Linked DNA regions of Mus musculus: region 2 is linked to region 1. A link is a loop called in an ENCODE intact Hi-C map of the cell type or tissue named here. Cell type or tissue: left cerebral cortex. All regions are shown on one strand. Links, peaks and the distances in the headings refer to the core of each region. The heading gives the core; the rest is flanking DNA. Region 1 holds the start of Gm24655 (a small nuclear RNA gene). Region 2 overlaps Eya4 (EYA transcriptional coactivator and phosphatase 4).

Region 1 (16,965 bases), core at 3,869-11,868:
GTCCCTGCTACGCTCTTCTGTACTGAGAGCTTACTGGCAAATGGCTTTGATTACACAGTAAACTTTCATGGCATAAAAGTCAATGTTTTATATGTGCAAACTTATACCTTAAACCCAAATACGATACTGATATACTGATTCCATATTTATCCTAACTAAAATAACAGTAATTGTTAAGAGATTCAGGTTTCAAACTTGCATCTCCTGATTGTAAAATGCTACTGTTTCCAATTTCTCCTGGCCTATCAATCAGGTGGGTGCTTAAAAATGTACAGTCAAAATATTTGAGTAATAGGAATGTGCACAGGCAGCATGGGCTATAGATAAGCTGCCTCGCTTTGAGTGATGTAAAGTGTTGTACCAATTATCTCTTCAAGCCTGTTTCGAACCATCAAAGATGATGTTTTGGGGAGAAGACCTTAAAAGGGAAAGTCAGGTTATTTCAATATTTCATTCAAATATGCACCCCGCTGTGGAATGTATCCAAAGGTTTGGAAGTCTTTCCCTCCTTTAGCCATCCGCCTTGACTAAGACTGATGCACTTTCTGCACATACATGGATTCTAATGTGTCGAGCCAGTTCCTTCCCAGCCAGTCGGTACTGGGCAAGCACACAGAGTGTCTTTATTAGGCCATCTGCTGTTCATTCACGTTTCAAAAAGATTAAAGTAGTACACAACACAGCGCTGGCATGAGTTTAGTCTAATCAATCATAGTTAAACTTCAAAGCACTACACCCTTTCTGAGTTGTTCGTATGAACGGTGGAGCTAAACGTTTAGAACGGCAAAAAGTGACAAATAGGTTTAGGTTGCTGGCTGGTTCATGCAATGTGATATGTTCCTATGTCCAACTGCTATCAAGTGCCCCTGTGAGCTTCACAGACATGTGTGCAGTGTGCTCAACATGCGGTGTGTCTGTCTTAAGTGTGTAGTGTTCTTACCCTGCTGCTTGGCTGGTAAGTGTAGAATGGAAAAATAAAACTTTAATTTTCACAGCAACAGTGTACAGCAAGCATACACTCCCCAATACTGTGAATCAGTTTTGAGAGTCATCGAACTGTGACCATAAGGGTGTTACATTCTAAAGATTTGGGGAACTGGATTTAAGTAAATTCTCTCTATATATTTAGAAATAAAACATTACCCTTCACTTACATTCTCCAAAACCAAAAATAATTTTAAAAAACCTTGAAATCAAATAAATGAGAAAAGAGCCTTGTGCTATGTTCCATGGAAACTAACTTTTCATTATTTTAATTACCACAATATTGAATACTATAATAGAAACTGAGTTAAGAAAGACTTAATTTCATATTGGTTTTTCTGATTTTTGATAGGAGTCCCTGTTGGGATAATCAAAATTTGAGCTGTCCATACTGATAGGCTATCCTCAAGATTGAAAAATTGTAGGGATTTCAAATAAGACAAAATAATGAGAAATATTAACTTACAACATCTTTTATTAAATCAGACAAAGACGAATTCTATATTCCAGAAAGCCCCACAGACCTGAACACTATTCCGAACATATAGAACACATATTCCCTTCAATGAATGAATTTAGAGGATACTGTACCCCAAACACTAACGGCTTGATTGACCTTTGGGGCTTGATATTAATATCTGTAAAACAGGTTAGAAGACAAAACCTTTGGCTTAGAAAACTGAGCTGATTATGAAAGTGATAAAAGTCCATTGCTAAATCTCATCCTTTTTATTCAAATTGATAACTGTCTAGATATGGTAGGCAACAGCACAGTTGTTTATTATGTTGGTCCCTGGAGAAGCTGTCTCTCCAGGAAGATCTGCAGATTGCTTTGGGAAAGTCTGGAAACTGTTGAGCCATGCTTTGCCACTTCACAGTGACTCACACCTTCCTCAAGGCACCGGATTCATTACTCTTATTGTGCTCGATCACTTCGCCCAACTGGGGGAAGCTGTGCTGGTACCTTTGGACTGTCTTGAGAATTGATTTTATAACTTATAATGAATGCCCATTACCAGTTTCTCACAGGATGGGATCAAGCAATGTTAAACCTTTACCTCCTTTACCATGATTTAGTTTGTAACTTAGTGCTTCTCAGGGGGAAGAGAAGCGGCGGGGTGTACTTAGCCCGGTAGGGGATGTTTTGCAATACCACAGCCAGGGTACTACTGATGGTTGGACTACATGCAGAACTCTGTTGAGTGTCTCACACTGCAGCCTGCGGTGACCGCAGAATCACTGCTTAGCAGAGAAGGTCCATTCTGGCCCTCTGCCATCCGTCCAGTAGACTCTCCATAGTTTTACATCTGAGTTTCCACTCAGGTAGCCACCAACCATGGGCAGGAACTACATAATTGGAAAGGGGTTGGCTTAACCAGAAATGTATTTGTTTTATTTCAGTAAATTTTAATTTACTGAAACTAAATAGTCATGTAGTAGAAGTGGCTCCTTGACTTAGACCATGGAACCCTAGAGAGCTCTTAGCAGAAAAGCAAGAACGCGTCTTTAGAGGTACTATTCAGGACAAGTGGGAAGAGTGCTTACACTCTTTCTTTCTTGGCCATCACCGTTTCCAGTGCAACCCCCCAGTCAGGGCCTGATTGTCAGCACATGGTTCTAGGCTAGTCTCTGCTTGACCATGTGGCCAAACCACTCTGCATGTCTTTGAGGATTTTCATACTCTTATTTGTAAAATGGACTGCAAAGTTCTGAAGTTACAACCTGTGCATTGGCAGCTCATCTTTCAAAAGACGTGCAAGTTCTTGACGCACAGTAGCAACTGCTTCATAATTTAATGCACTTCCACCCCACCCGACCCCCGCCCCCCCAAACGATTTGCCTACATTTACTTTGTAGAAAATTAACAATAGTTCTGGTTAGCAAACACCACAGAGTAGTGAAATAAGCTTGCGCCTTTTCTTCTCCTATGAGGCAGGTGGCTTACGGAGAGTAATGCTCATTTGCTCCCATGCGTCTTAATGCCAGGCTGGCCCACTAGGACTGAGTTCTGTCTAGAGTGCTAGTATTTATGTGCGTGTAGGACAACTGCTCCAATTGGTGTGAACGAATAAAGCTGGATCATCTGTCTCCATAAAAATGAAATATGTTTCATAACACGGCATTAGACTCAAGGCATCCCTCAAGTCTTTCTGCATAAAGCACACCCACATAAAATCCTTGTACATGAGAACATGAATAAACATAAAATATATTAAAGCAGAGCTACAGAACCAAGACTTAACTGCCGGAACACTTTTCTGGGCTTCATGTTTATTTTTGTGATATACACATTCTTTCTTGGGTTTCCAAAATTTTATTCATTAGATAATAAGCCATACAGAATAGTAATTTTAAAAGAGCCTTTAAGTCAACTTAATTTGTACTCTTTATACCCAGCTGGGAGTTATCAGGTATTTATATTTGAAAAGGATTGATGTTTAAAGACATACTATTGTTCTCTTTGAAGCACGGGACCACTATCCCAGGCTGGGTTCTAATGTAACCAGCATGTGTTCTCCAGAAACCCATTAACCTTTAATACTTGTCTTTCAGCTGCCTACACAGGAGAACTTTCTTAAACCCAGAGAGGAAACAAGGTTGTTTAGAAGGAATCAAATGGATAGTTTTACATCTAGAAGGGTAGACAGAAGGCAGTTTTTAATGTAATTTAAACGGGCAGGTTGAAGGAACAAAGTTAGCTATTATGGACCTAATTATTAAATTGATCAAGCAGTGTATAAAATAATGAAGAGAGCTGGCTCGGCTAATGAGAACATCATGGGATTTTTTTACCGTGCAGCTGAAGGCTTGGCAAAAGGGTTCCAAACACCATTTCAAAACACACGTAATTTTAAGATAATTAGTTCTTCTGGAAGGTGGGTTTCTGGCGGACCTTCTAACTGTGAAAACTCCTACAGCTTTGAGCCTGTGCTGCTCTCACAGAGGACGATGTGCAGGGACCCCAACGTGGACACAGAGACACGAGCTAAAGGCTTTACCTGACCCAGTAAAAGTGTCAAGCGCTCCATCTCCAGTCGTGGTAGTGGACTCACTGCTGTGCAAGGGCTCTGTTTTGACTGCAAGAAGAGACACTACGCAGAAGAATAAGTACAGGTGAGTTTTACTTCTACTCCACAGTAAAGGCCCTGGCTGCTATTTTTCTTTCTTTCTTTCTTTTTTTTTTTTTTTTTTTTTTGTAGCTATCATGGGCATGCAAGAGAAAACTTGAGAAGTGAACCGAGGAAAAGCTTTGTTAATTTAGCTTCTAAGTGGGCATGCATTTATAGAGGATTGATTCTAAAATCCTCTGGCTGGTCTGGTTCTGAGAGTCTGGCTTTGAAAGGCTGCGAGCCTTCAAACGGGAACCAGCAGCCCTTGGATTGGCATTTTTTAGAAAACTCTCTTAAGCACACTTGCACACACTAACAGACAGAAGGGAAGTCAGGGTTCTCACCACTCAACTCAAGGAATCGCAGAGGTATGTACAACTGTGGGTTTTAATCTTTCAAAGAAAATAAAATATGTAGAGAAAATTGCATGAGGGTTCAATGGAGGCATAAGCAAATCCATGAAACCCCGAGCCTAGTCTCACCATAGGTGAAAGACAAGGCACTCAGTAAATATTCTGATAAAACAAACAAAGCAAAACACCAAAAGAAGTTCTTGTAGTGCTGGGTACTTTCTATTTAACAGCATAACCTTTTCTTTCGAGGACGTTGATATCAGTACTGAATGAGAGAGGACATCTACAGCATCACAAGTTTCTCCATAAAATGCCTACCTACGTAATTTTGACAAACTCCTCCCTTGGCACGGAAGCGGGCTGGCACACACTGTCATCGTTATCACATGCAATGACACAGCCTCTACTAATTTGGTCACACCATATTTTCCCTTTGTTGACAAAAATCCTACCACATGTGTATATCATAGCAGTCAGGAAATAAACTAAGTTATTTTCTACTTGACACATTCCATGTGCCCTGGCTGTTAAGTGGGCTGGTGCAGTTAAGTAACTTAGAAGCAAGCAGACCACTAGAGGAGAGAATTTAATACTAGCCGACCATGAGTCAGTGTGGTACAAAAGACTAGTGGGCTCATCCAGCACCCACCAACCAAGCAAGAGAGAAACATGACCCCATTAGAGAAGCGGCTGGCTAACGGGAAGCATGCAGTGATGTTACACCCTTCTGTAGCAAACTCAGCCAACCTCTCATTGAGGTCTAGCTTTAGTATATACAAGTGAATAATAACATGAATTGGTAGGAGATTCAGACAACTATAAAGATTGAATGCAGGAAGTTAAACACACACACACACACACACACACACACAGATACACATACACACTTAAGAATTACTTATTTTTGGAGAAGGGGAATTTAAGGTTTCTTTCTCTCTCTTGTTTTTAATAGTAGCAATAATCTGTTTAGTCTAGCCATCTGCATAATAGTGAATAATGGATCTGTAGTTATTACATTCAGTAATTTGCCTTTACAATATATCCGATATACCTGATCTGCATTTACCACTGCAAGAACTACTTACTATTACAAAGTTATTTATTATGCATTCAGACATGACTAAGTTTTAGAACATGTACATTCAATAAACTTTGATTGGAATTTTGTTGGATCTTTATACTTGGCATTTATGGTCTGTGTACCAGTGTGAAGTTGTCATATCCAGACAGTAGCTCTGAGTATGACAAAAATGTGATTCCCTTTAGAGTAATTGAAAATACTTCACTATAATAAACAGCTGTAAAATACTGGGATATGCTACCAGACTATGTTATGCGTGTTTCCCTCATGGACTATTGTTTTAAAACACAATGAAAACCAGCATTGTTGATGCATTACCACACACTCCAAATGTGCCTATCACAGTCTAGGCAATCCAGACGAATGGATGTAAGCCATATAAATGACGAATTCGTTTACTCCCACAGCAGTTAGGTGACGCTATTACCATCTTTTTCAAATGACAGACTGAAGCATGAAGCACAAAATTGCTTGCCCTGATCACATTGCTGCTAAGAGTTTGAGTTTGACACCAGCTGGTGAATTACAGGATCTGCTCTTTACACTGTATTGCCTGCTAATTGGGATTACTCCCTAGCTGCATAAAGATAACACAGAGGACGATGTAGATGGGTGTTTGTGAATCTGTCTCATTCAAAGTCTGCATCTTACTTCTTCTGACACCTGTGACAAAAGCGTAGCCCAAAGACTTCTGGAACATGAGGCAAGAGACATCTTAGAGCTTCCAAATTCTAATATGGCTAAGTTCTCATTCAAACAAGTCTCTGTCTGTAAACAGTATTGTAACAGAGATTTATTATACCTCTACTAAGATGTCTCTGTGTGAGACAAGGGGGGCAGAGGTGAGCTGAGTTTGTCAAAGCTGGTCTAGAAGCCCGACACGTTGATGATGATTAGTGTTGTTACCATGGATACAAACTTCAAGAGTTGATTTAGGCATCACTCAGCATTGGTTTTGATTATAATTTCCTGAATTTGAAAGCTTCAGGCAGTCAAAAGGAGATCGGAGAAGAGAAAAAGAGGTTTGGTCCCATTCATAATTCTGGTGACATCTTTCATTAATTTAAAAAGTCTGTATTCAGGACAAAAGTGGTTTATTTTACTGAGGAAAGCCATCCCCTGGAGAGAATGTGAAGAAATGCAGAAATACTAAGAGGTTCCCAGTGTTCTAACATGAATGGATTTTAAAATAACAAGGTAACAAAACTGATACTAACATTTGAAGGGAGAATAAGTACATTAATGTCAAATTCCTTTTTCTTTGCAGGCAAGGGTAGTACAAAGCAGAAATGGGCAATGCCTGTGGTTATAACACTGTGGAATCTAGCCCACAGGAGCTAAGCAGGGCTAGGCCTGGTTAATTCTTGGATAGCAGAAAAAGGAACAAAATTAACTCTCTTTTTCCAACAGGTAAATTATTTTTACATTTTATGGTCATTGGTAAATCACTTGCATTCCTAGGAAAGTATTAAGTTATTTTGTTATTATTACTTGAAGAATGGGCAACTTGCTAATAACAGCTATTCCAATTTTTCTCAGTGGTGGAAAACTAAAAAAGATAAATCAATACTTTTATATCATAAAAATTCTCATAAACATTAGGACAAGGTTATTAGACTACTTCTAATACTATAAAATATGCTAAGTAGCAGAAAATATACATTACACCAAATTACAAGTAATCCTTTGTAATGGACGTCATATCCACTGGGCTTCCAAACATACTTGGTTTATGTTCACACTTTTTCTGCCTTGCTTTTGTTTCTGCATATTTTTATTTTTTTACAGAAAGAAACCTCTTATTTATGTTGAAACATCACGGGAGTCATGTAGGAAGATGTCACAACAGGAATAAACAGCCCACTTATATTTCAAAAGGGCACGTGACAATGGTATTAGCAGAACTCATGAAAATAAAAGCCTGCAAAAAATATGGAATGCTTTACGAATGTGTGTGTCATCCTTGTGCAGGGGCCATGCTAATCTTTTTTGTATCGTTTCAAGTTTAGTATATATGCTGCAGAAGCAAGCACTTGTTTCTGCATTTTTAATGATATATAATAGATATTATTCAGGTACAAAACTATATTTTAATGTTATGTCCATGGTGATACTAGAAAATTTTTCATTAATAAAAGAAGTCTCTTTTTTCTTACTATTTTTCAAAACATAAAAATCCAAATTCAGTATATATTCACAAAAATACTAAACTATATTTTAATTTTGTAATGTTAATTTTGTAAACTAGTATATTTCAAGCAAGTGTTGTTATTACCTATTTTTAGGATAGCCTCCAAAATCATTTACATATTAAAATTGGAAGAAAAACCTTGTATAGCAGATAGCTCCAAATTTTCAGCAAAAATCAAATTCCTGCATCAAATACTTTGAATTAAAATCAACAGCCAAACTCAAATGTCCTGGTTTGAAAGTTTTGAGGCTTTTTTCTTCTGCATGCTTAAAATAAGAAAGCTACAATATCTAGAAGTGGGATAGAATAAATCTCACCGCGTCCAGGATCGCTTTGAGACGGAACCCTTGCTAAGCCATTCCTATAGCTGGGTGCTTCACCTAGAGACAAACAGCAGAACTGTACTTTCTCGTACTTTAGCTTTTTAAAATACTTGCCATCTACAGACCATGTCCAGACCAAGTGTGACACTGTCGGCAGTCATTTATAGCCTCTGAATTCTCAGGTCATTTCTCATGCCTGTTCCCAACTCAGTCTTCAAAGCAAAGTTTATCTTGTCTCCTTAGAGTATCTTTAGAACCTAGGCTTAGCAGCTATATGTGGTAATTTTTTTTTTGTGGAGAAATTTATTTTATTTTCATAACTTAACCTTAGTCCGTGGAAGGCAGGTCAAGTAATTTACAGTTTGTACTTCATTTTCAGAAGTCTGTGCTTAAACTGGTATGTATGTAACGCCACACACTTCCCCCTCAACCTTGGCATACAGCTAATTCTTTCATACAGCATACTTTGGTCCTGTTTTTTTTTTTTCCTCTCCCAACTGCTCCCAAACTCTTGCCACCTCCCTCCCCACTAGCTTCAAGTTCTTTCTCTATCTCTCTCTCTCTGACTGTTGACAGATTCTACTAAGAATCTCAACAAGAAATCTATTGAGAAGATCTGGTTTACAACACTACCTGGACTTGAGCATCGCCTACCAGCTTTCTTAACCACTATGACACATCATTTATGTTTGTCCGGATCAATACATCAACTCAAAAATCTTAGGCATGTCTGTCAGTGCCTTCTCTTCCTAGGTGGACAATAAATATTTAATTTTGTGACAGAACTTGATGAGACAGTGGATGATTGTCACCCTACAAGTGCATAGTTATAGAATACCAAGACAGTAGAGTTTAGTAGTAGGAGACTCTCTTCCTAAATAAATAAGGAGAAACAAGTTTACTACCTGTGAGTTATTGTCTAAATATGAAAAGTTCTAGAAGATTCCTTGATATCTATTTCAAATGTTCCGAGTACAGCTAATGACAGTGTCCTGTTTTTGGTTTCCCCAATCTTTTTGATCCGGACTTTTCAAGCTCCAGGAGGAGTTAAGTCATCTCCTGCTCTAGTCGCTCACTTGGCTTGGAGACTCCCTGGCTTCCATTGCTATTTTCAAGTCTGTTTCGCTTCGTGCAGTGTTTTGGTGGCTGACTGTTTGGAGCACTGGGGTTTCTCATTTTCTGGTACACAGGATAGGATATAATTGGGTCTCGCTATGATTCAATTAAACAAGAAAATAAATTGTACTTTTTTTAAACATTGTCCAAAGCCCTCTCATGAGATCTAAGTATTTGTATATGATATGTATATGACTAGGCCAATGCTCATGACAGTATTTCTAAAATCCAAGTCAGAAATTACATATATCTGGAAGAAGGTTCTCAGATCCCTACAGATTTTTTTTTTTTGTCTAAAATACACCAATAGACTTGCTTCATTATGTCAAATATGTTCAATGGCCTGTATTTTTAGTGTCTGGGAATGATTATAAAGCAATGTAAGAACACTTTATGATGTGGAATCTGTATTCCAGTGTTTGAACACAGCCAGCCTCATGTATTTAGGTAGTGCTCTCTGCTGTATTTGTGTACTAACAGCAGAGCTGAAATAATCTCATGTTCATGCAGCGCTCGTAGCTTATGTGTTAAGCCCCGCCCCCCCCTTTTCCCTTCCTCCCTGCCAAGTAGTCTGCATGTTAGGATTATCGGCATACAGTACCACACCTTCCTACATTTTACATTTCATCAAGTTTTACAAATGATAAACATTTGAGGTGAAAATGTGGCTTTCAACATAAATCTACAGATAGGTTAATATAGTCGGAACTAAGGTGATGTAACTTCTTAATTCAGTTTAGGAAACATGAGATGCTTAGGTGACATAAGGTAGCAGAGTCTTAAGGTAATGTTTCAATTTACCTAAAAAGCTTATAATTAAATTTTGTTTTAATGCTAAAAAAAAAAACTGGGAAAGGCCATTAGATTTTGGCTTTGCTTCTGGTTTTATTGTAATAAATTTATCAAAGGATCTAAATCTAATATTAAAACCAGTATTAAAATAAAGTAAGTACAGCCAAAGAGATGGCTGACCAATAAGAAGTGCAGAGGACCCGAGTTCAGCTCCCAGGACCCATATCCCGGGCTCACAAGTACCTGTAAATACCACTTTAGGGCCACACACAGAGAGATCTAAAACTAATCATGAAAATAAACCGTTTAAAAGTATTTTGTCCTCAATAAGAGAGACCAAACAGGAAACATTTGTGTCATAAGAACTGCTGAGGTATCAATAAAATTCATTAAAATTTCTCTATCAGTGTCTGAGAACCCAGTTCATCAGCAGTTATTACTATTAACGCTTAACTATTGGATCAAAGTATTTCTAGCATACCAATACTACAGGGTTGGTTTCTGTTGTCCAGTTTACACATTTGTAAATTCAGAGAACTTGTAGAGTAAGAAATATTTTCAAACAATGAATGTTTCCTTAAAAAAAAAAAACTATTCTCTAATTATTATGGAATTATCTATTGAAAGAAAACTATAGTGGTATTTATTGCCAATCGATTTATCTACTAACAAAGATGCCTGCCAGGAAGACTAGAATCTTCCTTTCATATTAAGGAGCTAAGACGTGGAGGAACCAGGAACTTGTTTGATGTGACACAGCCAGTCAGTGTATCTGAATGCGATGGTCCAGATCCATCGTGCTCCTGCTGTGCACATGCTTGCCCTTACAGACCACCTGAGCATAGGATGATGGAGCAGGAAAATGTGGTCCTGTACACTTAGAAAGATGCTCCTGGGTGAGATGACATGGGCTGAATGAAACACTCGGTGCAGGAGTTCGCCATTGTAACATTGCATCACACGTTGTAACCATTTTAGAATAAATATCAGTGAGCTGTGGATGAATTTTCCATTGTAATTGTCTTAAAAAACAACCAGCAAAATTAGAATATTTTGTAACACAAGATATTTGTAACACAAAAAAGCATATAAAATTTAAATTTCAGGGTCTATCAATACAGTTTTGTTGGAACTGGGCACTGTGCCTTTATTTACATACAGGCTAGAGCTACTTTTGCTTGTACACAGTAGAGATGAGCTGTTGGAGAAAACCAAATGACTGACTACCATCATGGGAGAGCATTTACCATCTGGCTCTTTACCAAAGGGAATCAAGAATAGCTACATTCTGGCAACACATTTTAAGCATGGAAATGGAAAATATCTACAATTCAAATTATGAAAATATAAATAATGAATATAATAATTTTTATTTGTCATGTATTTTAATTTAATCTGAAATAGAGCAATGTCCAGCCAAACTCTCTATTTTAATGCCTGGGTGTGATCTACGTTTTCATTTAAATCCTAAGATGGAAGGCTCTGTAGGCCTGTGTTGGTTTTGTTTTTACTTTCGATTGCATATTAGCATTTATTCTAGGAGAATGTTTACATGTACAGATGAATGCAGTCAATATCAATAGATTGGAAGCTTTTAGGAGACTTAATTTATAATTTTATTATTTATTCATTTATTCAGTTAGTTAAGAATGAGTTTTACTATGTGGACTGGATTTAATCTTGTGAGTTTTCTACTAAGCAGCTGGGATTACAGGCATGTTCTACTGTGTCATGCTAATAATCTTATAAGCACAGCTGTCACTACTAGTAATTTTTAAAATGGTGGACTATTGAATGCTAATTCTATTTTAGATTCTTTGGAATATTTCTCAAAGAATATAAGATAGTGAAACCTTGTAGTAGTATTAAGACTATAAACTATGGCCATAAGTAGGCCATTGAGTAATTGAGTTTCTGTGAACCCTTACTGGCTTAGCCTGTTCTCATTCACATGATTTTGTTGGGCTGAAAGAACAGCATAAGAAACTGATAATTAGCTATGAGTAAATATAATCCCCAGTGGTATAGCAGTATGAACGTATAAGAACCTCCCCCCCACCAATCTAAGCATATAAGATTAGAGTTATAAATGATAAGAAAACTGCAGCCAGATGTTAAACACGAACAGGTACAAGGCCTGTTTACTTGCCAGTTTTAGCTTATAAGTGTAGAACATAGAAAAGAGGGGCAAACATAGAGCAGACAGCAAACCAGATGTCAAATCCACACACCCAAACACATGCAGTGTACCATCGGCTCTCATACTTGTTGCAGAAGAGGGGGTGTTGCAACTCAGCAGCCAGTCTGCTGTGTTTAAAACAGTCATGTTGTCCCCTGAGAACAGGAACAGTATAAGAGTTCATCGTCTGAAGGCATGCTGAGTGTCCTTGGGCAATCATCAGTGCTGGCACCAGTTTCCGACCTTTCAGCAAGACTCTAACTGTGTGCCTTCTGCGCGTTAGTGCATCAGGACTGCTTTGGTGCTCGCAACTGTGCGTATGAGTCATGGACTCCCCACTCTTCTTTCAGACAACTTCAATTATCCAGTCTTATTATCTGTCCTCAGCTCTGACTTTAAAGGTAAATGCTCATGCTCTGGGGATGTTGACTAAATATCCCGAAACACTTGCAGTTCCAAATCCATCCACTCATTAGCTTGAAATTACAGATGCGTGTTTAGAGACAAGTTAACAAGGGAAGTGTTAATCTACAAAGGGTTCGGTGTAACACATTATTAAAGTGCAGGATAGGTTGCAATGCACACAACTTGACAAAACAATTCAGATTAATTGGGAAAGGGTATATCAGTCTCACAGATACAAGAAAATATGATGTGGCAAGTGCTGATATCTGACCATATGAATAGTTTGTTAAGTAAAATAGAGTTTTCATAAACTTGACTTTGGTACCTAGGCTGATGGTGAATAATTTAAAATACAATTTACGTATTGCTTGTTTGTATATGCCATGGTGTCTCTAAATGTACATATTTTTGCACACTTGGATCATATGTTCTGACAAACTGAATGCATTTCTTAAAAATAATAATGAAGAATATTTAAAACAATAACTTATTGTTGTCATAAGTTGTGGCATTGATTGTGACCTAATAAAATGAGAAAATGCAATTAATTCTCGTTGATATAAATGCTATGTGTCATAGTATTATTTTTTTGAAAAAATGCAGTAGATATAAATATTTTATTGCATTTTAAATCAATTGCAATAAACACCATCTTAATGAAAAATGTTGGGATAACACTTTTTATTTAAATTTGAAACTAAAACAAAAATATTGAATATGCAAATTAATGCACACACATATATGTGGTGATATCTTTTATCTATAATTTTTAAATTCTGTGGAATATTTATAGGGAAAGATATGAAAAGGTAACCTTTTGAAATCTTTTGAAATATTTCTCGGGACTAATATATTCTCTATGTATGCTCATAGCTATAGATAAGGGATTCAACTTTGAAGATAAGTAGAACACTTATAAACTAGCTGGATATTTCTTGTACGTAACTCTGATCACAGCATCAGTAATAGGATTGCTATTTACTAACAACCCCTAGCATGAAGCTTGAGGCAAGCCCTTAGAGGTGACTGTGGGCATCTTTGGGATGGCACTTACCTCCTGTCCCATTTGTTGTGACTGAAGTGCTGCTGAGACCAGATTTATCCAGCTTGGAGCTCCCAGGTGTATCACTGCCTCCAACCAAGGCATGGGGACTTGCTAGGTCTTGCATTTCCATAGACCTGTTAGAATAGGAGCAGCAGAGATCAAACTGACATTTCAGCAAACATTTTTTAATTTCTCCTTTCAGTCTTTGAGTGCTCATGTATGTCAAGGGCAGCACACTGAAAATAGGGGTAGAATCCACTGTGAGACAGCATGACTTGTTCTGCTGTGCAATCCTACGTGCGTGTTCATGTAATGATGCAAAGAAAAGGTCAGACTCTGATCATGACTGTCTACTTTGACATGGATGCTGCCATGAAATAAATCATTCCTGACAGCAACACAGGGGAACGGGAGAATGTTTAATTCCCGTGACTCGGCAGCTCCCGTCGCCAGTGAGGAAGTAACCCGTAGCCAGAAGTAAACACAACTCAAGTTGATCCAAGTGGCTTCAAAACAACCCTCAGACTGACAGCCAGACTTGCAAGTCTTCTAACAGAAAACAATGCTTTCTATCCAAAAAGAGGAGACTTTGACAGGTTTGCTTCTGAGAATAGGAAGGAGTTGATGTATCTAATAAACCTGAGATCCTGAAAGGATTGACTTTTTCTGACAAAATTAAAGGAAGAAAGAGGCAACTAACTCTGTGGACCTGATTGGAACCTTAGAACATTATTTCACAAAAGTCATTCTTTTTGTTGTTGTTCTTGTTGTTTTTTGAGACAGGATTTCTCTGTATAGCCCTGGCTGTCCTGGAACTCACTCTGTAGACCAGGCTGGCCTCGAACTCAGAAATCCGCCTTCCTCTGCCTCCCAAGTGCTGGGATTAAAGGCGTGTGCCATCACTGCCCGGCCAAAAGTCATTCTTTTGAAAGACTCCAAAATAAAATTAAAAAAAAAACTTAACGCATTATCATCACCAATGATTTATAGGACCTAATAATAACTATAGAAATAAGCTATTTTTAATTAGACATGGAACATTGCCAAAAGAACTATACTGGCCTACAAGATAAATACTAATAAGATGTTAAATGTAAATCTTATAGAATATGATATCCAACCATAATGAAGTCATTCAAAAATAAAATGATAATATGATATATAAAACCCCAATTTTTGCTAATGAAATGTTATACTTCTATTTAATCTTCTAATGTAAGTCAAAGAAAAATTCAAAAATAAATGAAAAATGGCCTATAGAGCAAAATACTAGTGACAATACATCGAGTCAGAGCTTGGTATATAGTATATATGGTGGTGGTTAGTGAGCAACAGGGAAAGGGGCCTGAAAATCTATGATGTACATTTTCATCTGAAAAACTAGAAACAGAAAAATTAGTAGACACCAGTAGAATGAAACATTAGAGAGAAGAAATAGAAAAATCTACAATCAATACAAATAGTTTTTAATTCCAAACAATCACTAGAGACGTTGGTGGTATCCAAAGGATGAAAAGTCATTAAACAATGTCAATGAATTCAGGTTGGATAAAAGAGGCCACACCTGACTCAGTAGAAATGTAGAAAATCTCCAAATCAGTTATCAAATGAAGAAAATCCCAGGGATGGGGCTGTAAAAAGGGTTGGACAGGACAATGCCTGCCCTGCAAACGTGAGGGACTGTCTTCAAACCCCCAGCACTTTTAGGCAAGAGCTGAGCACGGTGGAGAATGGCAAGCGCTCCCTGGATGCACTGGCCAGAGAGATTAGTGCGCTCAAGGCTCAGGAGTAGATCCTGTCTTAGAAATGAGATAAAGAGTCATTGCAAAAGCACCCAGAGTCATCCTAAGGCCTCCCCACATGTGCTCTCTCACATACACACCACCTGCACGGGCATGCACATGAACACACCTCCGTATAAACATGTAATACACCACATGGACACACGTCACAAAAATAAAGTATCTTTTTAAATTGAAGCAAATATGTGAGGGAAAGTAATATAGTGTAAATTCTGTCATCTGGGAGAAGGAAGGATTCTCCTGTCGATGGCGAGTCCACTATCCTGATCCAGAACCAGACAAAGGCAGTTTCAAGAAGAACAACATGGACCCACACCTATTACAGACAGCCAAGACACTAGGCTACTATCAAATGGAGAGCAGTGGGCAAAGGGAGCTGGTTTAGGACCAGTGTGGTTTATCCTGGAAATGCAAGGTGGGCTTAGCAGATGCTTTGATCCAGAGATCAATGGAATGCAAAATATTGACAAATACTATGACCGTGGTTGCAAAGATGTACTGGATAATATCCACCATCCATTCACGGTGTACATTCTTGGTAAGCTAAGCCAGTGAGTTCTCCTTCATCTATGAAAACATTCATGAAAACCTCTGCAGCTTGCACCACAGTAAATGAGGAAATGCCAAAGAATTTCAGAGCAAGGACTGAGATGTGTGCTTTCCCCTTGGGTGCAGCGTTCTTCCAGCAGTGTTAAACAGGCAGGAGAAATAAAATATCAACAAGGAGTAAAGACAGAAAGAAAATGGTCTCTAGAAACTTAAGGGGGACTCCTCTTTAATTCATACCAATCTCAATTAAGATTTTTTTGTTTTTGTAAAAATTTTGTAAAATCCACTGGGTGATTTTTTTTTCCAAAGATAAACATGCAAAGACTTTCTCAGTAGTCAATAAAACCAAAAAAGTGTTTCTGTCCTCAATAAGCCCATAGTTTAGACACTGAACTATCAAGATGGCGATGTGCCAAGGGAGCTGGAAGTTGGGCTGTTCACTGTACAACTATGGTTCAACTCAGCCCAAGAAGATTCTGAGTGATCAGATACCTGGACTTAACTGCCATGTAACAGAAAGGGCTTGTGTTTGGGGAAAAACTGACAAAGGAAAACAAACACTGTCCTTTAGAGTTCATTGAGTTTTCTTATATAATATTCAAGAAACTGTAAATATTCTGAGGAATCAGGGAAACCTGACTCCTGTTGAAGAGAACGCACATTAGTGAGAAGCAGGCCTATGTATGACCTTGGCTTTAGAATCAGCAGGAAAGACCTGGCTGGGCCTTGTCTTAGGGTTTTATTGTTGCGATGAAACACCATGACCAAAAAGCAAGTTGAGCAGGAAAGTGTTTATTTGGCTTACATTTCCAGATCACAATCCATCATAAGAGGAAGTCAAGACAGGAACTCAAACAGGGTAGGGGCCTTGAGACAGGAGCTGATGTAGAGACCACTGAGGGTGCTGCTTACTGGCTTGCTCACCATGGCTTGCTCAGCCTGCTGTCTTACAGAACCCAGGGCCATCAGCCCAGGGATGGCCCCACCCACAATGGGATGGGCCCTCCCCCACTGATCACTACCTAAGAAAATGTC
Region 2 (16,965 bases), core at 3,336-11,335, 56 kb after region 1:
TCTTATATATGTGTGTGTGTATATATGTTTGTGTGCATGTATGTGTTTATTAAGAGAAAAGAAAATTATTCAGTGTAGAAATTCAGAAAATGCGTGAAATCATGAGAAACTTAGGTCTCAATGCCTTTCCCAAATAGCACAATTGGCTGAGTTTCTCTCAGTCTTCTTAAGCCAGTCTTAGGGCTGGCATCCCTGCTTCTGAGCATCTGGGCCACAGATGATCTGTTACCACAAGCACAAATTTAATCATGCTATTACCTGGTCCGAAAACCATTGGTGACCTCCCTATGACTGTTAGAAGGCTTGCCATAACTTTAAATTTTGGCTGTTTGTATTTGTGTCAAAGACCAGGAGTCTTTGAAAAATATAGTCCAAACCTAGATTTTAATTTTGACAAAATTAACTTCACAAAGTTAAATGATTTAAACCAGAATATGAAGTGTACTAATCAGACAATCTAACAACTAATTAATTACAGGAAATGGAGAGAATAATTTATATTCAGACAGTTTTTGAAAGCAGGAGACTGGTCTATTGTATAATAACCAGTCAGTTTAGGTGGATTTAGGAAGCCTGATGGAAAGGTTTACAAAAAAGCAATGTAAGAAGAAAATAGTTCTTACATCCATCTTGGGCTGTCACGTCACTTAAAGATGTGTCGTGAGCAATCTCTACTTTGTAAAGCTCAGTTCATAAATGCTTGGCATATGAAATAAGCCTCTGTCTTAGCAAAATGAATGATCAGCCACAGAGCTGTACTTAGCCGGGAAGAATCTGTCATTTCAACTTTCTTTATGTAAGCTGAGGACATAAAGCGAATGCCGAGGAGATGGGTGTTTGACAAGTAGGAGGCTATGCACTCTGGGAGGGGGAGGAGGAGGGTGTACTGGATGCTTGGTGGGTTATAGGCTGCAGTGGCTTCTGAAAGCTGCATGTTTGATGTGTTGCTTTGTGATTCTTCCTGTCTGACACCATTCCATTTCCTTAAACAATTATAACACATAAAGAAAATGAATCTCTACTATCTGGGAGGATGAATGGGAAGACTTCACTTCCTCAGACTGTTCCTGCTGTGTGACTTGCACCCAGACAGAGACACTGAGGCAGCTACAAGAACATGGAGATGAACAGGAGATGATCAAAAGACAGGCTCCTGATCCACCCCCACCCCCACCCTCCGCCACTCCTGAGTGAGTCAACCCATTTTATTTTTATTTTTATCTTTTCCTTCTGCTTTGACTTTTTATTCTTAAGAATTGGATATTTTCTTGGTTTACATTTCAAATGTTTCCCCTTTCCAGGTCTCCCCTTTAGAAATCCCTCTATCTCACCCTCCAACCCCTGCCTTTCTGCCCTGGCATTCTCCTACACTGGGGCATCAAACCCCCTCAGGCCCAAGGGCCGCTCCTCCCACTGATGTCCAACAAGGTCATCCTCTGCCACATATGCAGCCATGGGTCCTTTCATGTGTACTCTTTGGTTGGTGGTCCAGTCCCTGGGAGTTCCAGGGGTCTCTGGCTGGTTGACACTGTAGCTATCCCCATGTGGCTGCAAACCCCCTCAGATCCTCCAGTCCTTTCTCCAATTCCTCCATCTGGATCCCACTCTCAGACCAATGGTTAGCTGGCTGCGAGCATCCACCTTTGTATTTGTCAGCCTCTGGTAGATCCTCTCAGGAGACAGTCAAATCAGGGTCCCATCAGCAAGCACTTCCTGGCATCCACAACAGCATCCTTGCTTGGGGACTGTATATGGGATGGAGCCACAGGTGGGGCAGTCTCTAGATGGCCTTTCCTTCAGTCTCTGCTCCACACTTTGTCTCCATATTTCTTCCTGTGAGTATTTTGTTCCCCTCTCTAAGAAGAACTGAAGCTTTGGTCTTCCTACTTCTTGGACTTCATATGGTCTGTGAATTGAATCTTGGGAATTCCGAGCTTCTGGGCTAATATCCACTTATCAGTAAGTACATACTGTGTGTGATCTTTTGTGACTGAGTTACCTCACTCAGGATGATATTTTCAAGTTCCATCCATCTGCCTCTGAATTTTACGAAGTCATTGTTTTTAATAGCTGAGTAGTATTCCATTGTGTAAATGTACCACATTTTCTGCATCCATTCATCTGTTGAGGGATATCTGGGTTGTTTCCAGCTTCTGTCTATTATAAATATTGCTGCTATGAACATAGTGAACATGTGTCCTTATTACATGTTGGAGCATCTTCTGAGTATATGCCCAGAAGTGGTATAGCTGGTAGTACTTTGTCCTATTTTCTGAGGAACCGCCAGACTGATTTCCAGAGTGGTTGTACCAGCTTGAAATCCCACCAACAATGGAGGAGTGTTCCTCTTTCTCCACATCCTTGCCAGCATCTGCTGTCATCTGAGTTTTTTATCTTAGCCATTCTGACTGGTGTGAGGTTGAATCTCAAGGTTGTTTTGATTTGCATTTCTCTGATGACTAAGAATATTGAACATCTCTTTAGGTGCTTCTTGGCCATTCAAGTTTCCTCAGTTGAAAATAAACTATTCTCAACAATAAAAGAACTTCTGGAAGAATCACCATGCCTGACCTCAAGCTGTACTACAGAGCAATAGTGATAAAAACTGCATGGTTTTGGTACAGTGACAGGCAGGTAGATCAATGGAATAGAATTGAAGACCCAGAAATGAACCCACACCTCTGTGGTCACTTGATCTTTGACAAAGGAGCTAAAACCAACCAGTGGGGGAAAAAGGCAGCATTTTCAACAAATGGTGTTGGTTCACTGGTGGTCAACATGTAGAAGAATGCAAATTGGTCCATTCTTATCTCCCTTTTACAAAGCTCAAGTCCAAGTAAATCAAGGACCTCCACATAAAACCAGAGACACTGAAACCAATAGAAGAAACAGTGAGGAAAATCCTTGAGCACATGGGCACAGGGGAAAAGTTCCTGAGCAGAACACCACTGGCTTATGCTCTAAGATCAAGAATCAACAAATGGGACCTCATAAAATTGCAAAGCTTCTATAAGGCAAAGGAACTGTCAATAGGACAAAATGGCAACCAACAGATTAGGAAAATATCTTTACCAATCCTATACCTAATATCCAATATATACAAAGAACTCAAGATGTTAGACTCCAAAGAATCAAGTAACCCTATAAAAAAATGGGGAACAGAACTAAACAGAGGTTTCTCTGTGTAGCCCTGGCTGTCCTGGAACTCACTTTGTAGACCAGGCTGGCCTCGAACTCAGAAGTCTGCCTGCCTCTGCCTCCCAAGTGCTGGGATTACAGGCATGCCTCACCACTGCTCAGCATGCTACCCAGTCTTTAAGTTCTCTGAGAATTTATACTGTGACTCAGAAAACAAAACAAGGAATAAATAAAACTCCAATGCCCAATTTCTACTTTAACTGTCTCTTATTTGCAGTGATAACAAACTAATACACTCAGAACCCAAATAGCTATGTGATCTAATTTATTTGTTTCCAACCTCTTCCATAGCTCCATCATCATATCCAGTGGCTCTATTACAACATATACAATGTAACTTTCCACTTCAGCCCCCACTGATCTGAGGCACTGGACCTCTTGAACTATTCCTAGAACTTCAATTAGAGAATACAGGAAAAGAGCCAAAATAAAAGGACAACCAAACCCTAAGCATAAAACTCAGGGTCTGAAAGCTACGGAGTAATGATGTGCATGCAAGTTGAGACACTGGCAGTAAGGCTTGAGCTGTAGACCATCTCTCTCCTTCCATGGCTTTATAGATCAGTCTTACTGCAAACCAATGAAACATCCAAGACTTCATGAGAAATGACTGTACTAATCACCTACTCATTTAATCTTGGAAGACCCACTTGAGGAGGTTCAATCCAGTGGTTTTCAACCTTCCTAATGCTCCCCCCTTTAATATAGTTTCTCATGTTTTGGTGACCCCCCAACCATAAAATTAATTTTGATGCTCATTCATAACTATAATTTTGCTACTATTATGAATCATAACGGAGATATCTATTTTCCGATGGTCTTAGAGGACCACTGTAAAAGAGTCCTTCGACCCCCACAAAGGGATTGAGAACTGCTGGTTCATTCTAAAAAAACAGGTAACAAGTACACGGTTAGCTCTACACTCTGCTGACCAGTGAAGGTAACTCACCAGACGCTTCCAAAGAAATTTAAGAAATGACTGGTGACGGTATAGTTTATAAAACATACAAAAACCTAAGTTTTGAAGCTTATTTAAATCAATGCTCAGGATTTTGTAGACGTTTTTTCTAAGAAATCTGCTCAGTTTGCTCTCATGACCAAAGGGTCAAGCAATGCTAACTCTTGTGGCTATAATGATCCACAAGGCAGAGCATGTCATTTGTCTTCGTCTGGCTCCAGCTGCATCCACACCTGTAGGAATCTGTCAACACAGCCCAGAAAAGGCAAAATGAATTAGAAACCCTCCAGTGAATGCCAGCCAAAATAATGAAGAGAATGGGGAGGAATCCACATGAGGTCAGACTTTGAAATGAGACAAAACACTCCCCAGATAGGGAGAAAGGGATTAAGCTGTATTATGACTTGAGTTAACTAAACCACAAGAGAATTAAACCTCAGTCTTAGGACCTCTCTCCGTCCATCAGTCATCTAGCATTTCCAGCGGAAGTTTGCTTTATAATGGGAAAGAAGTGGCTTAAATATGTAGGAGTGTAGTGCTTTGTGTTCTGATTAGTAATTTTTCTGAATTCGGAAAAACAGCATATTTTAACAATGTAACGATGCACTTGGAATATTTTCATGGCTGCATGGGCTCTACAGCTACATCGTGTGACTGACAGAAACATAGGTTATTGCAATTACAGTCTGAAGTTTTCAAGATATGAGAAAATCCAACCTATTAATAAAGAATTTAGATACATACTATAGGCAAAATTGGTACATGCTCTGCTGATTTGACACGGTAAAATTCTGGGCAAGATTTCCTGAAAGCCCCCCCAGGTTTCCCTGCTGAGAAAACAATATAGGATTTAATTTTTAGACAGGCGACTATTATAAACAGAAAAAGATTTAGGGATTCTGGAAGCACTTAATATGGTTGCTTTATAAGCAAAAAGGAAAAAAATGTATAGAACATAATGCTTTAACTATTCCACAAAAGGGCTTTCTCACTGTTTTATTGTATCTTGTTTTGTCCTGTCTAGCTGTTGTGTCTTGGAGACCTGCTCTTTTATAAAGAGGAATTGGAGGAGGAGGAAGTCTGGGAGATAGGGGTGGGAGAGAGGAGATGTGGAAGGTGGGGAACTGTGGTTGGGATGTTAAATAAATAAATAGATAAATAAATAGATGGATAAATAAATAAATAACAAATAAATGTTTATGTGTGTCTTCATTATAACTGTCTTGTTGTTGTTACTCAATTACTTTTTTTTCTAAGAAACTTTTAAGGATAGAGTTGTCATATTAAAATGTAAAAGCTGCAGGCAGAATTAGTTTTGAGGTAGGGGGTATGAAGGTGCATATTTCATTATTTGAGATATCTATTAGGCTTGTACATAAAAATATGTAAGCTGCTTAGTAAACATATATAACTGTTCCAGGACAGCCAGGGCTATGCAGAGAAACCCTGTCTGGAAAAACAAAACAATAACAACAACAACAACAAAAAAGGTGAATTAGGTGCTTTTAAAAGTGTATGGTCCTTGAATAAATAAACTGATTGAGGCTTCTTAAACATTAGTGATTGCATTGAAATGAATTTCAACACATCTTTAAAGTTGGCTGTTCACTTCTCACTTCTCCTGATAATCACAACATTAGCAGAAGCTAGATCAAGAAGACAGAGACCACAGCCTTTGTTAAGTTCAGGAAATCATTAAGTTCTTAGCAAACCATTTCTTTAACACATGAAGAGGAATAGAATCAATTCTTCTTATTACCCAGAGGACCCCATCCCCTTCTTTTACTCACTACAAGTATTCTCTCATCTTACCCTCTTCTTTTACTCACTTCAATATTCTCTCATCTTACCCTCTCTATAACATAATACTAACAATACTCCTTTGAGCCTCTTTAGTGGATTTTTGAGATGGCAATGTGGTCTGGGTGACACCAAGCTGTCACGAACAGGCAGCTGGCATTCTTTCTGTGGGTCATTTGTCAGCCCAATTTCACCAAAATGTATATTCCTACCATGTTTTAAGTAATAGAACAATCGTTACACAAAATTACCCTGTTTTAATTGTATTTCCTCCTCTTCCTCTGACTTCTGCCTGACAAATAGCTTCTGCCAGTCAAGGTCTCAAAATAGAACGGTCAAGGAGGGCTGGAGAAGATGATCCAAAGGAATGTACCACATATGACAGGGACTGTTTAACATGTAGCCCTCCCAGACAAATTGCATTTGAAGCAAGTGCAACAAAATAATGAGGTAAATTATTCCCTTCCTCCATCAGGAATAAAAGGGAATAGTAGTAGAAGACTTTGATTTGTCTTATTATTGTTTGGGGTTTGATGTTGATAATGTTGTTGTGTGTTTTTCTTTATGAACAAAGATTTGTAGGAACATCTGATAAAAACAAACCGAACCAATAGTCATTGGACTAGGAGATATCTATTATATTAAACAAAATCTATTATCTTTCTATTATCTATTATATTAAACAAGAACAGAATACAACATAGTTTCAAAGAAACTGGACGGAGACACATATTTACATGACTGACTTCACAGTGACTGTAGAAGAAAATTAGCTTTGAAATAACGTTTTAGTTTGTTTCAAGAGTCTGGCCAGTAGGAAGGTTAAGCATAGAGTACTCTGAGACATGAAAAAAATTAGGTTCTTCATTCCATGCATACATTTTATGGTTAACATAAGAACAACATACTCTGGACATGGTGACCAACAGAGACAGAAGCAAGGCCTCAGCAGATATTCAAGGAATTTACATTTCTCTGTGTACACATTCTACCCTTTTTCCTATGACATCGAGTTTATGGTTTTAAGAGTCGGCAAGTTCAGCCCCCGATGTCTGGCTCTTAGTATACACTCGGAACATTGCTTCCAAGTTTTCTTCTCTGTGCTCTGCATGCATTTATAAATTCTCCTTTTCCCAATCTACCATTTACATCTGCAGCCAAAGCATTTCTTTCCAAAAAGAGGAATTAAGGCCAAGCAAGACAAAGAATTTGCTGATACATATATATCACACCGAGAATACTCTTAAGCCCCACACGCGATTTAATTACTTCCCCACTATAAAAACATTTCCCATCTGCATCTATTTTGATCATTCCAAACCCAAGATAAACACTCTATAAAGCTAGCTAAATACATGAGTGACATTTGCTTTAGGCTCTAAGCAGGGCAACATTTTGTCAGCCAGTGTTTTCCCTAGAGTACATTTTATGCTGATACATTGTTCCATATGGTGTTCAATTCTCTTAGATTTTTTTCAGAACACTATTACCAAATCCTATGCTCTAAAATTTAAGCTGAAGGTAGCATGCTTTGAAAATTCCTGAATAGAACAGCAATGGCTTGTACTGTAAGATCGAGAATCGACAAATGGGACCTCATAAAATTGCAAAGCTTCTGTAAGGCAAAAGACACTGTCAATAAGACAAAAAGGCCACCAACATATTGGGAAAGGATGTTTACCTATCCTAAATCAGATAGGGGACTAATATCCAATATATAAAAAAAGAACTCAAGAAGGTGGACTCCAGAAAATCAAATAACCCCATTAAAAATGGGGCTCAGAGCTAAACAAAGAATTCTCACCTGAGGAATACCAAATGGCTGAGAAGCACCTGAAAAAATGTTCAACATCCTTAATCATCAGGGAAATGCAAATCAAAACAACCCTGAGATTCCATCTCACACCAGTCAGAATGGCTAAGATCAAAAATTCAGGTGATAGCAGATGCTGACGAGGATGTGGAGAAAGAGGAACACTCCTCTATTGCTGGTAGGATTGCAAGCTTGTACAATAACTCTGGAAATCAGTCTGGTGTTTCCTCAGAAAATTGGACATAGTACTACTGGAGGATCCAGCAATACCTCTCCTGGGCATATATCCAAAAGATGTTCCAACCGGTAATAAGGACACATGCTCCACTCTGTTCATAGCAGTCTTATTTATAATAGCCAGAAGCTGGAAAGAACCCAGATGCCCCTCAACAGAGGAATGGTTACAGAAAATGTGGTACATTTACACAATGGAGTACTACTCAGCTATTAAAAAGAATGAATTTATGAAATTCCTAGGCAAGGGGCCTAGCAAACACATAAGTGGATGTTCACAGTCAACTATTGGATGGATCACAGGGCCCCCAATGGAAGAGCTAGAGAAAATACCCAAGGAGCTAAAGGGATCTGCAGCCCTATAGGTGGAACAACATTACGAACTAGCCAGTACCCCGGAGCTCTTGACTCTAGCTGCATATGTATCAAAAGATGGCCTAGTCAGCCATTGCTGGGAAGAGAGGCCCATTGGACTTGCAAACTTTATATGCCCAGTACAGGGGAACGCCAGGGCCTAAAAGTGGGAGTGGGTGGGTAAGGGAGTGGGGGGGAGGGTATGGGGGGCTTTTGGGATAGCATTGGAAATGTAAATGAGGAAAATACCTAATTAAAAAAAAAGAAATTCCTAGGCAAATGGATGGACCTGGAGGGCATCATCCCGAGTGAGGTAACCCAATCACAAAAGAACTCACATGACATGTACTCACTGATAAGTGCATATTAGCCCAGAAACTTAGAATACCCAAGATATAAGATACAATTTGCAAAACACATGAAACTCAAGAAGAACGAAGACCAAAGGGTGGACACTTTGCCCCTTCTTAGATTGGGAATAAAACACCCATGGAAGGAGTCACAGAAACAAAGTTTGGAGCTGAGAGAAAAGGATGGACCATCTAGAGACTGCCATACCCGGGATCCATCCCATAATCAGCCTCCAAACGCTGACACCATTGCATACACTAGCAAGATTTTGCTGAAAGGACCCTGATATGGCTGTCTCTTGTGAGGCTATGCTGGGGCCTAGCAAACACAGAAGTGGATGCTGACAGTCAGCTATTGGATGGATCACAGGGCCCCCAATGGAGGAGCTAGAGAAAGTACCCAAGGAGCTCAAGGGATCTGCAACCCTGTAGGCGGAACAACAATATGAACTAACCAGTACCCCCTGGAGCTCGTGTCTCTAGCTGCATATGTAGCAGAAGATGGTCTTGTAGGTATAAATTATTTGACATGAAATATTGATAATGAAGATGATTATCTTGCTATTTTCCAGCATGATCCTTCCCATATGTTGCTTACAAAAATTATCCAATTATTTATATAAATCTTACTAAATAAATCATAGGTCTGTTAGTCATAGCTGCAGTGAAATTATGAGGAAGTGTCTCAGGAACAGGCTCTAGAGATCTCTCTCCTCCCCATACATTCTAGATTATGTTGCTTTGTAGACAAAAAATCTGATGATCTGTCCACCTCATAAAGCCTTAATACACAGAAATTATTCAACCTTATTTTGACAACTAATTTTAAAGACAAAAGGCCAGGTATCAATAATTCCGTATCATTACATATGCCCTTAAATTACCTAAAGGAAAAGCATACAAACAATCATTTAATAGGTAAAAGAATCAATTACAGGAATATCCTACTACATAGGAACAATCATTTAAACAATCATTTAATAGGTAAAAGAATCAACTACAGGAATATCCTATTGACTGGTAAATAGATGGTCTATGATGTACATTGACTCTTCAAAAGGAAAGTATGGGAGCCTTAGCAGTTTAATGATATCTGCATTGTTCTGGTATTCTGAGAAATATCACTACATATATCCTACGCAGGAAAAAAAGTCGCAGTACAGCAGTGTGCATTTCACAATAAGCAGTGTCTTAATAACACAGAGCAAGTCATAGCACTGGCATGGTAAGGACGTGTTCCTTGTATTGCCATGGTATTCGTATACTCTTTGACTTGTCCATTGAAAATGGAACCCTGGATTCTGAAATGAAAGCAGTGACAACACACAGGCTTGGAGCAGATCTGTTGGGCAACTAGCCCAACCACAAACAAGTAAATGCTATTAAATTCCTATATGAAAGGCGTAGCCATTTTAATTTTTCTCTTCTACCAGTTCCCCCAAACAATAACCAGAATGTTAAGTTGATTTTGAGATTTTTAATTTGCTAGTACTCTCAAAATTCAGTCACATTTCATTAGAAAGAAAAATATGGAGTTTAATAAAAAACAGATTCAATGATTGTTTGGGCCCGAGTACAATTCCAGAAAAAAATTCATAAGAAAGTTTTAAAATGAATAAAAATAAGGTTTTTAAAATAATACCCATGGAAAAGTTTTTGAAGTGTTGCTAGAAATTCTTATATTATTCTTTGAAGTTGACTTCAAACTTTTCTTTTAAAAATGGATTTGGGGATTAATAATGCTCTTGCCAGATATGCACTCTATCTGTCTATCCATCCATCCATCCATCTATCCATCCATCCATCTATTCCTTGAAAATATCAGTGCTTCAATCTGTATCATATCAGATTTAGAGTATGACAACTTAGTGATTTTCCAAAACGGTAATTTTTCTTAATGAAGTTTTGGTTTTTATTACTGTACCTGGAATTCTGAGGTTCCGAAACATCTGCTTCTGGGCACGTTTTCTTTACCTGTAGGAAGAGAACACTAGTTATTATCTTATGAGAATACAACTTCCTCACTCAGAGTCACATGCTCTTTAAATACAAAGTGGCTCTGGCTCTACCCACAAACATCTCTGTACACTATTCCACACACTGTGTTCAATAGCACACAACACTAGATACTACATTTCATTATTGTCACAGGAACAGCTGCCAAATGTACTTCCCTGGGTTCCATGACTATGTAAAATATGTGGTTAAAACAGCCGTGGACCAGAAGAACAAAGAAACCAAAGAATCAAGTTCCCCAGTCAGAAACCAGGGAGTCTCACTGTTCTCAGTCCACTGAGAATGCTTTGCCAGAGGAGGGGATTCTGTCTCCTATTAATGCATACATCATCATCAACAACAACGAAAACAACAACAATAATAGCACTAGTGAAATCATTGCTATGTTAAATTCTCTCATTTCCATCTTGACTGAGCATTGAATACATTCTCGGCATGTCAATGAAGTTTGACCAGTGTAGACTTTTTACACAGGCTTGCACAAACTCCAGATTAACTTAGGTTTTTAACCCATATATAGGTGAGGAATGAAAAGTAGCGTTTCCTTCTGGGAGTTGCCATGCAGGTCACCTTCTACAAGTAAGACAACACACGAATCCGTTGTCTGTTCCATTTAACCTAAAGAATATATAACTGTCTGATTTGTATCTGTTTGTGTGGGAATGTCTTCTGAGACAGTGTCTCATGGAACCCAAAAGAGCTTGGAGCTTGGTATACAGCTGAAGGTGACCTTGAACTATTTTATCCCCCCTGCCTCTTCCAGCTAAATCCTGGGATTACAGGCATATGGTACCTTGCCCACCTCATTACTGTGGTCCTATAGGAGTATTGTATATGGAACAGACTCTTCAGAAACTCTTCATTCATATTAGGAACATATAACATACATTCCCATGTCACATATTATAGATGTGTGCATTAAAGAAGCATTTCTGGGCAACCTACAGAAGTCACTGAGTTTTAATCTCAAGTATGTAGCCTGGAGGCCCAGCAAGCATAGCCCGCTCTGCAGAGGATGACACTTGTCAGCCTTTATCCCAGCAGTGGGAAAGTCCAGTGGGGGATAAGAAAGGTTTGATTAGAGCAATCAGAACACATATACATGTATGAGATTATCAAAGAACACATTTGTTTGGTAAAGTTATCTTTCTAAATTCAAATGAGCATTTAATTTAGTTTCTCAAAAACTAAAAGGGTATTTAAACCTATTATAAAGTCTTTGCCAGCATTATAAATAGAAAATAAGAAGTAAACAGAAAGATATCAAGATAAAGATTTCCTGCAAAGAACTACCAGATGAGCATGTAGAAATGATCCCAAGCTGCATGCCAGTTTCCTCAAGAGGGTAACTTTGGGGCTGACTGAAGAAGTCTTAGCAGCCATCAGTGGAGACTCACGTTCTCTTAACGAGTGCACAGGCTTTATTAGGCTTATAGCTTATACTAATAAGAAGGAATCTCTTATACTTTAGCCATTATTAGAGCTGTGTTTCTACTTAGATTGTTAATATTATATCCAGCCAGCTTGTTGTCAGATGAGGGGGAAAAGTAGTCTTTCGGAAGTGTAAGAACTAAATAAGAATTGAGCAAGTGCATGTGGTATATAGGGAGCAAATTAACTCTGCCTTAAGAACATGAGAAAAGAGGCAAATGGACTCTGAAATGAGCATTTGAGGCTGTAAACAAAAACAACTCTGTGTACCCCAAAGAAGGTATTCTACCAACAAGGAATTTGCCAGACAAATCACATGATAATGCCCCTATACCAAGTAAAGAACTTAGAAATTTGCCTTCGGACAGTTCAGACTGTTGAAAATCTCTAACATACACTTGGAATGGGTACAGTCTAGAAGGCAGGTGGAAAGGGACACAGTGGATGCTGAAGGGCAGAGAGGAGTCATCCACAGTATCAGAGAAGATGCTTGTTCATTAAGTGAGTCAGCAGCTTAGCAGCAAACATAGCTAAGATGCAAGCTGAAATAGGAGCCCGTGGGGGTGGGGTGGGGTGGGGGTGGAAGGCATTCTGTACAGACATTTCTGAGCAAAACTGAATATTACAGTTGACAGTAGTATTAATATGTTTTGAAAACTGTGCCTGTCCTTGAAAATCTGCAGCTATATGAAAGTCCAAACCCTTTCTGCTTCACGGTGATGTCTAATTTCTACTTGTTTATTTGTTCATTTATTTTCAGCTGCAGAGTAACTACAGAGTAACCTGTAGCTGGAGGCATTCCAGGCAACTGTTCTACCACTAAGCTGTGCACAGCCTCTATCTGATTTCTTAATCAATAGCGAAAAAGTTAAATAGAACTTTGGAAAATGTAGATATTTACTAAGTTTATTATGTTCCGCAATGGCAGGATCCACCAGCCTTGGACTCACTCTTCTATTTGAACAGCATCTTCTGACTCGTGCATGTTCTGGAAGAAAGCATGCTCTCACTGAATGCATCACCTCTGACTCCAGTAAAATTCAAGCTGACTTGGAATAAGCAAGGCTGGAAATAAGGCTCAAACTCAGGGTCACAATTTAAGTGCAAATCCTGGTTTTCATAGAATATCCAAGAGTTCAAAGGCAGCATGGACATATGTAGTAAGAGTCTTGCTCCAAAGTTCAACTAAGTAGGTAACCAATAAAAAGAAAAGAGGGATAGGCAGATCAATTAATAAGTAGCTAGGTGTGCAGATATATAAAAGATAATAGGTAGGTAGAAGATTAGATGGATAGGTAGATAGATGACAGATAGATAAATAGATAAATACATACATAGGTACATAGACATACAGATACATAGATATATAGAAAGATATATAGATAGGCTCATAGATAGATAAATACATATATACATACATATATCATACATACATATGTACATAGGTACATAGATACATAGAAAGAAGGAAAGAAAGAAATAAACATAGATAGGCAGATAGATAGATAGATAGATAGATAGATAGATAGATAGATAGATAGATAGATAGAAAGAAAAGGAAGAAGAAAAAGAAAAAGAAAAAGGAGCTGAGTTGCACATTGGTTAGACAATTTGCCCAAATTCCAGCAAAAACATCAACTTGCCAGGAAACAAAAGTAAAGGGTATGTACCAAGTCTGTCCTCTCCTGTGCTGCGTTTTCAAGTTGTTTTTATTTTTTAAATTGTCCTTCCTCCCTCCCTGCCTACCCCTCCCTTCTTTTTCTTCTTTCTTTCCGAGGTATGGTTGAAATACAAAAAGGTGTACATATTTAATGTGCATAGATTTATGACTCTGTGATAAGAATATAACTGTGATGTCATTGCCATAATGTGCTACTGAGGATATCAATCTCCAAAAATCTCATCTTACCTGTGTGCCTAGGCTAAGGAAACAACAGAAGTTCTTCCGTCTTTGGACGTGTTTATATATGTAGCAGACTGCTGTTATCTGTAGGCACTATGTTGAGCAGCATGTCTGAGGACTTATCCAACTGAAACTTTGCTCCGTGGACTCACAAACTCTGTGCATTAAAATTAAAGAGCCACGGACCACTTTCCAAAGAAGAGCACACTTGTTACTTCTTATCACTGCAGAAATCTCTCAGCACATCTTCTAAATTAGGCTACTAAAATAACTGCTCTTTTAAACATCAAAGACAGATAACATTTAAATTCAAGGTAAGGAAAAGAAAGGAGTCTCAAAAGGTTATCTGGTATCTCTAGCATCTACTGTGCCAGCACCACTACCCCAATAGTTACAGTCAGGGTTTGTTGTGAAAAGCAGCTTACTTCCTATCAGTGTGTTCTCATAGCAAAACATTACTGAAAGCCAGAGAAACACCAACCACTCTCTAGGCATGAACAGAATTTCAGCTGCTCAGCAGGGTGGCCAGCAGAGATACACAGCCATGGATTTACTACTTAGAATTCACATCATGGGTGGAGTGAACTAAACCATTCCATGCATAAATACACACTGGACCTCAAAAATCTGAGTATTGACAAAAGAAAGTAAAAACATCACTGTATCATTTGAGTTGGGAAGTGAGATGAGATCTTGGATATATTAGATCTGATAAAACATTTCCCCACATTTCTTCTTTTATCACGTAGCCACTAGGAAATTTAAAATATGGTTGCGTCAGTTTTCAGCTGAGTAGCCTTGGCCTAGAGCAGCAAGAGCCTGACTTTGGGGATCATGTGACCGATGAGAAGTGATGGAGGAGGAGCATGCTAGTGATAAACGAGGAAATCAATGCCAGAAGAGCCAAGAGCACAGAAGAAAACCAAGGAGAATAACTTGGCAGCGAAAGCAGGCAATATTATTTAGTCAGACAACCACCATTTATAAACTCATCTTTCTATTTAAAATACAATTTATTGGTCAAGACTGTTAGCTGCATTGACCTGAGTAACATAAGAATAATATGAAATAAGTTGTAGAGGATGTGAGATTTGGTGTTACAAATAGTATTTTTAAAAGCTAGGAAATATAATTTTTAGAATGTTTTCTATTATGACAAGCATGGTAAAGTCTAAATATCAAACTACATAATTTCCACACATTTTTTTAACCACTTGGTGCTTTGAGAAGCTCACAATCTCTTGAGAAAAAGTAGAAGTAACTTCTAAGAAAGTGCATAAATAAGAATGACCTGTTTTGATATTACTAATCGTCTTTTCAAAAAGCTGGAATCAATTACTACAGTTATTTCGTACTTTATCTTGCTGTTTCAGGTTCCTAAAACATTAACAATAACGTATAACTTAAGGCAAATGATATTTTAGAGAGGCCATTTTTCAAATTTTAATGTTTTCAAGTTAACCTTGCATCTCATAACTTCTTATATAGAGAAAATGAAAGATCTATTCTGAAATTGTAAATCTCAGACAAAAACAACAAAACTGAAAGTTTCTCAATGCCATGAGCAAGTTACTATTTATATCCCAATGAATGGTGGTGGAAGAGAATTTGTTCCAAATCTATGAAAATATAAACTTTTCTATTCAAAACTCTTTGTAAATAAAGGGGATAAAGTAGATTATTGTCAACAATGCTTACTAGCTTTACTTCAATTTCCAATATGAGTGTTCTAAGTATGAATCTGACTGAACAAACAATACACAAAGTACACTGTAAATCAAGATGTAGTGTATATGTGCATACTTTGTAAAGTCTGTTTCATGACCGGGTGGAATAAAATTGAAGAATAGCCTAATACAGCAGAACAGCAAGGATCCTAACTTTTTTGTGTTTTGAAATAGTAAAATTATACTTCTTGGAATAGCAACGATTATATGACTTTTTCTTAATTCATAACACAAAGTTGCATCTGTTTCAGTCAAAAAGAAACTGACGTAATCTCTTTTACGTGCTATATTAAAGACACAAATGAGTATTGCAAATGTAACATTCAGCAAAATTAAGTATGAAGATTAAAAACAGTAGTGCTACATGTACAAGTGTGTGCATATGGTATACTGCACATACAGGTGAGCCCACATACATATGAACACAGATGCATGAAGGTACACCACACACACACACACACACACACACACACACACACACACACACACCCAAAAGAAGACAAAACAAATCAAAACAAATAACAAAGTGGACGCCTTTTCTCCCCTGCAGTATTTGTTTCTGGTGTTCAGCGTAGGGACCTTGGCTTGGGGAGGGAGGTTAAACAAAATCACACACTGGGGAGAAATCATGTTTAAGTGGAAAAAACCCTAGGTCTATAATTCTCGATCGACATCCACCGCCACAATAACATTCCAGTTGTTTGATAGCCTGTCTCAAGGCTGTGTGCTTGAAAAATAACTTATTACAATAGCACAGGAAAATAAAGCATAATTATTTATGTACTGTTCATAAGCATGGAACCAGATGTCAAACTGAATCAACCCTCAAAATTCTACTACATCTACTTTCTCCTCCGTTATGCCATAGTCCTTTGCCATCTGCCAGAAATACCACATGCTCTATGAATTATTTAGAAATATTTCAATCCCTCCTAATGGTATGTTGTTTCATTATCACCCAACAGGGCAAAGGTAATTCAGAACTTAAAATGCCACAAGAGGAATTGAGAGATGCCATAACATATTGTGTTACAGCTCAGGGGGGAAAGTTCCTGTCCTGCACCCCCTCCCCTAGTGTGGAAACAAGACGAGGTCCTCCACTTTTAAGAGTTTACATAAAATACTGCAGATACGTGTTTTTACACAAAATTCTCTTCTCCTTACAAATATGCACAGTAAGT

What was found. Peaks named below come from ENCODE experiments on the same cell type or tissue, not always from the same donor. Only the 100,000 strongest peaks of a DNase experiment are listed, where the experiment ranks them.
Region 2: a loop joins it to region 1, with 2.1 times the contacts of the local background. A loop is called at or near these places in 2 of 42 quality-filtered maps.

What each region holds. Positions count from the first base shown.
Region 1 is chr10:23,159,411-23,176,375 of GRCm38, forward strand. Eya4 (EYA transcriptional coactivator and phosphatase 4) reads right to left here. Exons shown (of 19, transcript NM_001347372.1): 4 at 13,589-13,713; 5 at 3,984-4,076. It overlaps Gm24655 (a small nuclear RNA gene), which reads right to left and starts at 7,561; the gene lies at 7,455-7,561. In left cerebral cortex, for the core only: no CTCF peak of the experiment used is centred there; no DNase peak of the experiment used is centred there.
Region 2 is chr10:23,216,171-23,233,135 of GRCm38, forward strand. Eya4 (EYA transcriptional coactivator and phosphatase 4) reads right to left here. Exons shown (of 19, transcript NM_001347372.1): 3 at 10,632-10,681. Among named protein-coding and RNA genes, the nearest start is that of Gm24655, 58 kb to the left of the region's middle. In left cerebral cortex, for the core only: no CTCF peak of the experiment used is centred there; a DNase peak (open chromatin) is centred at 7,176.